Regions from separate parts of the Mus musculus genome. Here region 1 is linked to region 2. Evidence: chromatin contacts called from ENCODE Hi-C or POLR2A ChIA-PET data. All regions are on one chromosome and are shown on one strand. Each heading gives the region's core, a stretch centred on a gene start or an enhancer-like site at or near the end of the contact. The rest is flanking DNA. Distances are from core to core; before and after follow the strand shown. Region 1 holds the start of Supt3 (SPT3, SAGA and STAGA complex component). Region 2 holds the start of Runx2 (runt related transcription factor 2).

Region 1 (2,700 bases), core at 194-2,693, 41 kb after region 2:
TCTTAATTTTTAAGGAAATAATGACAATTTTTGGCTACTTTCCCATATAGCTCGCACTCAGCTTTGGGCAGAGTGAGCCTGGATCTTACACTTCATGTTGACCCTCCACATCCTAAATCTACTCTTGGAAGTGTATTTGGCAAATATTGAAGTGTCTGGCAGTTACAGAGGACTAAGCACAAGACAATTGCAATCCAGAGAGGAGATGATCAGATGAATGGCTGTTTTAAAGACACTCAGCAAATAGGATTATTTCAGAACTCATACATTCATAGGCAAGACATTAATGAAGTAAGTAGTGCTTGAAAAGACCTGGTAAAGGTGAATGTGATGGTTTGTATATGCTCGGCGCAGGGAATGGCACTATTAGAAGGTATGGCCCTGTTGGAGTAGGTGTGTCATTGTAGGTGTGGGCTTTAAGACCCTCATCCTTGCTGCATGGAAGCCAGTTTTCTACTACCATCCTTCAGATGAAGATGTATAACTCTCAGCTCCTCCTGCACCATTCCTGCCTGGATGCTGCCATGCTCCTGTCTTGATAATGGACTGAACCTCCGAACCTGTAAGCTAGCCACAATTAAATGTTCTTTTAAGAGTTGCTTTGGTCATGGTATCTATTCACAGCAGTAAAACCCTAGCGAAAAAAGTGACTAATATAAATAATAATAGTAAAAATAATATAATAAAAATAATATTTGAAATGGTAGGATAGTGGATATTTTCTTTTCTAAACAGCCGAGTGAAAACATCACACACAATTGTCTCCAGTTCATTAAGGTACTACACCTGCAACCATCAAACACGGGAAGACAGGTCATACATACAATTCAATATAAGTGGTGCAAGGAAAAATCACCACTGCTTGTTTATAAAGCTTCCCCAATAGTGAAAGTTATTAACTAAAGCATGCTTTTTAAAGTAATGGAACTTTGTAGAAAGGAACGGGGGTGGGGTGGGGTAACTTTGCAGATGAGTTTTCACAGGCTTTCGATTTTGCGCAAGGGCCGGTAGGGGTGGGTAGGTGGGTGTTCCCAGGTCCTAGAACGGACTGAGTCCTCACACAGTGCTTCTCTGAGGAGAGAGTCTTTCCTAACTCTGCGCCCCTTTGTCATTGGAAACAATTCTGGTCACCTGACCAACCCCTGAAGAGAAGCTTGCATAGACCTTCTCCCAGTGCAGATCACCGACTCTCAATAATCCTAGCTCCTCGGGCTCACTCCTACGGTCTGCAGAGTCACCACAGGCCAAATCCAGCTCCTCTGCCAGATCGCTCACTCGACTCATCACAACTCCCGCTCTGAGGCTCCGCCGCGTGGCTGCGGGCCGCTCCGTACGCCGAGGCGGGAGCGCGAAGCCCCGCCCCCGGAGTGTGGCGGAAGTAGAAGAAGCAGGCCCGCGACCGCGCGCGCTGGCCAGCCGGGTGCGCATGCGCTCTCGCCGCACGGCTTGGCCCGTCCCTCTAGTCACCCCAGGCTCCGCTACCCCCGCCCCGCCCCTCATAGTGGCGCTCTCGCCATCTTACCCCCACCCCCTCCAGCCTAGCTCAGTCACCTTTTCCCTTTCTACAATCTCTGGTTCCCCCCACTCCCCGCCCCCCTGCCCGTCGTGTCCCGGGGCCGCCGCCGCCGCAGACACCGCGCCATCTCTGTCCCCTCTCATTCTCCACGCGGGACGCGCAGCCGTGCCTCCACGTGTCTTAAGCAGAGGTTGTGGGGGCGCGTGGGGGCGGCGGGGAGTGGGGCGAGGTCATGGGAACTTGAGGGACGTCGTGGCAGCCAAATGCCTGGCCCGGGGCTGCGGGCCCAGCCGGATGCAGGCCGCCGAGCGTGGGGTGCCCCGTGGCTCCTCCCCGTTGTCGGTGGGCGTGAGGCAGGGGAGCCCTCGGGGCCGGGCGGAGAGGCACCGTTTAGGCTTGTCACCCAAATGGGTGGGAAGTCCTCCAAGAAGGCAAGCTAGGAAGCTAGGAAGTGGTAGTGGAAGGAAGTGCAGTGTGCATGCAGGCTGAGGGACAGAGGACACAGAGATGTTGCTGTCAGAGCTCGCCTCTGGGACCCCTGGGGAAATAAATCATTTAGCCGGTGGTGTCGGGGGGTATAGATGGGGATCATCGCAGCCTAGCTCAAAACTCAGGTTTATGGGAGAAGATCTGTGTGCTAAAAGCTTGTATCACGCCAGCTGTGATTAATTACGTTTGAGCTCCAAGGAAATTGTCTGTCATCTTGCCTTCTATATTGGAAGTCAGGCTAGTTGATGTGACAAGTGATAAGAGTTATAGGGATAGTGGAATATATTTGACGGTCAGACAGGATCCCAGTAGCAGTGTTGTTACTGAACACCCGGATTAAAATTAGCTTTATGTCCTTGGAATTAGTAGACTCAGGAAGAAACCAGTACATATTTATCTGGGATAAAACCTGAGTTCTCAGTATTTTTGAGTTAGTTCACTGTTAAAAGATTTACTTAAAGAAAGAAACAACTGGTAGAATTTCTGCGTGTTCCAGCGAGGCGGAATATGACTACTAAGATAATGTTTTGCACAACCAGACCTTACTTTAACCATACTATTGCAAGCTTCCCACCCTTTTCCGGCTGCACTGCCCAAGGGGACTTTATGCCAAGCTGGAAATGCTATACTCTATGGGCTACCAATATGGTAACCACCGGGTGCAGGTGGCTCTGATGAGCTTGATTTTTTAATTG
Region 2 (2,746 bases), core at 231-2,730:
ACCGAGACCACGGCGGGAAGGTTCCATGGGGCCGGGCCAGGATCTGGGGGTGACCAGTCTCTTACCTTGAAGGCCACGGGCAGGGTCTTGTTGCACCGCCAGTGCGAGGGCAGCACGGAGCACAGGAAGTTGGGACTGTCGGTGCGGACCAGTTCGGCCGGGTGGTCCGCGATGATCTCCACCATGGTGCGGTTGTCGTGCGGCGGCCTCAATCGGGGCACTGCGGCCGCCGCCGCTGCTGCCGCCGCCGCTGCCGCCGCTGCTGCTGCGGCCGCCTCCTGCTGCTGCTGCTGCTGCTGCTGTTGTTGCTGTTGCTGTTGTTGCTGCTGCTGTTGCTGCTGCTGCTGCTGCTGTTGCTGCTGCTGCGCAGCCACCACCGGGCTCACGTCGCTCATCTTGCCGGGCTGCAGGCTGCTGGAGGGGGGGCTGAAGCGCCGGCTGGTGCTCGGATCTACAGGAATACGCATCACAACAGCCACAAGTTAGCGAAGTGGCCGGGGGAGGGGGAGGAGGGTGGAAATGGGGGGCGAGGAGGAGGAAATCGAGGGGGTGGAGGCGAGACGGGGGCGGAAAGAGGATGGAGGTGACGGGACAGAGGAGGTGAGAAATCAAGTTCGAGGAAGCCGTGTGCCGGGCGGAGTCTGCTGGGGGCCGGCGACTGGAGACCGGACAGAGTCGGGGTAGCGGGTGGGGACACCCGAGAGGCGCGGATCTCCACCGGGAGGCTTGGGAGTCCCTGGCGGTGGCTGCAACGAGCGGGACGCGGGGGCGTGTTTGGCCCAGCCGCCGCAAGGGACTTGAAGTTAACAGCTTGCAGTAGGGGCCCCTTGGGGCACCGTGTCCTGGGTGCGCTGGCGCCCCGCTCCGGGTTCCAGTACGGTAGTGGAGCCCCGCAGGTTCAGCAGTCCATCTCGGCGGTGCGTGTGGCTCCTCGCTGTCCGCCACCGCCAAGCAGAGCGCGGCTGCCCAGCTCGCGGCGCCGTCGCTTGCCCGCGCCGCCTCCTCCGCCTCCTCCTCCGAGGCCGCTGCGCGCTCCCCGCGCCGGCAGCGCGCTCCGAGTCCTCCGGCCGCCGAGTCCTTCCTTTCCCCGGCTTCTCCTCTCGCCCTCTCCTTCGCCGCCGTCTAGCTCGCAGCCTCGTCTCTCCTGCTCTTTGCAAAGTGCCCCGGGCCCCCCTCGCGTTTCAAGGTGCCGGGAGGTAAGTGGGGGCGGGGGGAGAGCGGATCTCGGGGCGACAGATCTGGAGCCTGCGGATCGCAGCCGCTGCCGCCGCCCGCCGGCCGCTAGAAGCGCCGCTGCGCTCGCTCGGCGCCCGAAGCTGTAGGGAGGAGGTCCCCGCCTAGGACATCGCCGCCTGCGTCCTCGGCTCCCCACTTCACCCTCAGGACCGGGAACCACTTCTCGGTCTGACGACGCTAAAGCTGAGAAGCGGGAGAGCCTCAGGCTGCTCCGACTGGCGTTAATTTTTCGTTGTTAACTTCAGGAGAGGAGGAAGGGAAATTCTCAAGTCTCCACGTTGACTTCTGAGCACTCTTCACCCTGCCCCCAACCCCACCCCACATTGGTTGGGGCGGGGGGCAGGTTTTTACAGGCTTCGGGAGTGCCCCCCCTTAGGTGACACCAAAATGGGTGACAGGAGTGTTTGTCAAAATAGTTTTAGAAACTCTAACGGATGTCTGGACACTTTTCTTATATATTCCTTCTTGTCATTATTGGAGAATAAGGATGGGTTGCTTTTTTAATAAAAAGAACTAAAAAATGACAGCTTGGTAATTAAAATAAGTTGTAAGTTGATAAAATGCTTGCTGGGAAAGGGGGAATACACAGCGGTTATCCATTCATTTCCCAATCTTTTATTAAGTGTAGTCTTCGTCTCAGACTAAGTCTAGTGTCTAACTGTCTTTCTAGCCACTCCCCACTTTGGGGGGTTAAAAATAAAAAGTTTAAAAAAAAGTTCAGTAATTATTTATTTATGTTTTTGTTTCCCGGCGTTATGGGGGGAGGCGATTTTGGAATCCCCAAAAGATTGTGGTTGAGAGATGAAGGAGTGCGGGGAGCGGCAGCAGTTTTGTTTTTTTTTTGTTTGTTTTTTTTTTTTTTGTTTGTTTTTTTACCTAAAATGTGGTTTTTGGAGGCTGGGATTTCTAATGATTAGGTTTTTGTGGTTTATATAGACACGACTCAAACTGAGGCGATCATTATACTGATGGGAATCAGAAGCACGTGGGTGTCTCCGACCAGCCTCAAATTCTGAGCCTTCAAAACAAATCAAACAACGTGCGGCGGCGCCCACAGAAGCCGGGAAATCCGCCGGAGGCTGATACACCCCAAGAACCAGGCAGAAGCAATATCGGGCTGGCTCACCTCTCAGCGTGATGTTCTGTTATATGTCTTGCCTAACCTATTATTTTAAAACTTCCAACGCTTCCAAATAGAATCATTTTACCAAAATCCCCGGCGATTCGTAACAAGGTAGTTGACGCAACTGTGATTTGGTGAAATCAATGAAAAATTGGGAGTCGTCCCCTAGGAGGACTAAAGAAGAGGGCTAGCTGGGTAACATTTCTCACCATCCGTCTTATTTAAAGCTCTTCACGTAGCCATTAATTTGGGGCTTTTACTGCTGGGGTGCAAATGCCTTCCAAATTCAGCAAGGGACCTGTCATGACCCTCCCTAGCGCAGTTGCCACTCTCTGACCTTCCCTCCCCGCGCGCCCAGCAGGGCCCAGAAAAGGTACCCGGAGCGCG

The links. Hi-C counts contacts between places; a loop is a spot of excess contacts on that map. ChIA-PET counts read pairs that join two places held with the same protein, here RNA polymerase II (POLR2A).
Region 1: a loop to region 2 is called in a map of left cerebral cortex, with 7 times the contacts of the local background. The contact joins the promoter of Supt3 here to the promoter of Runx2 in region 2. A Hi-C loop is called at or near these places in 8 of 37 maps with a recorded cell type or tissue (Patski, T-helper 1 cell, T-helper 2 cell and 2 more). POLR2A ChIA-PET finds 5 or more read pairs at or near these places in 1 of 5 experiments (Patski).

The regions. Positions count from the first base shown.
Region 1 is chr17:44,775,723-44,778,422 of GRCm38, forward strand. Supt3 (SPT3, SAGA and STAGA complex component) reads left to right here and starts at 1,444. Exons shown (of 12, transcript NM_178652.3): 1 at 1,444-1,706. It also overlaps a transcript of Runx2 not described here.
Region 2 is chr17:44,735,168-44,737,913 of GRCm38, forward strand. It overlaps Runx2 (runt related transcription factor 2), which reads right to left and starts at 1,481. Exons shown (of 7, transcript NM_001145920.2): 1 at 66-1,481. The coding sequence starts at 467. RefSeq lists a promoter at 1,236-2,746 and a cis regulatory region at 2,372-2,380.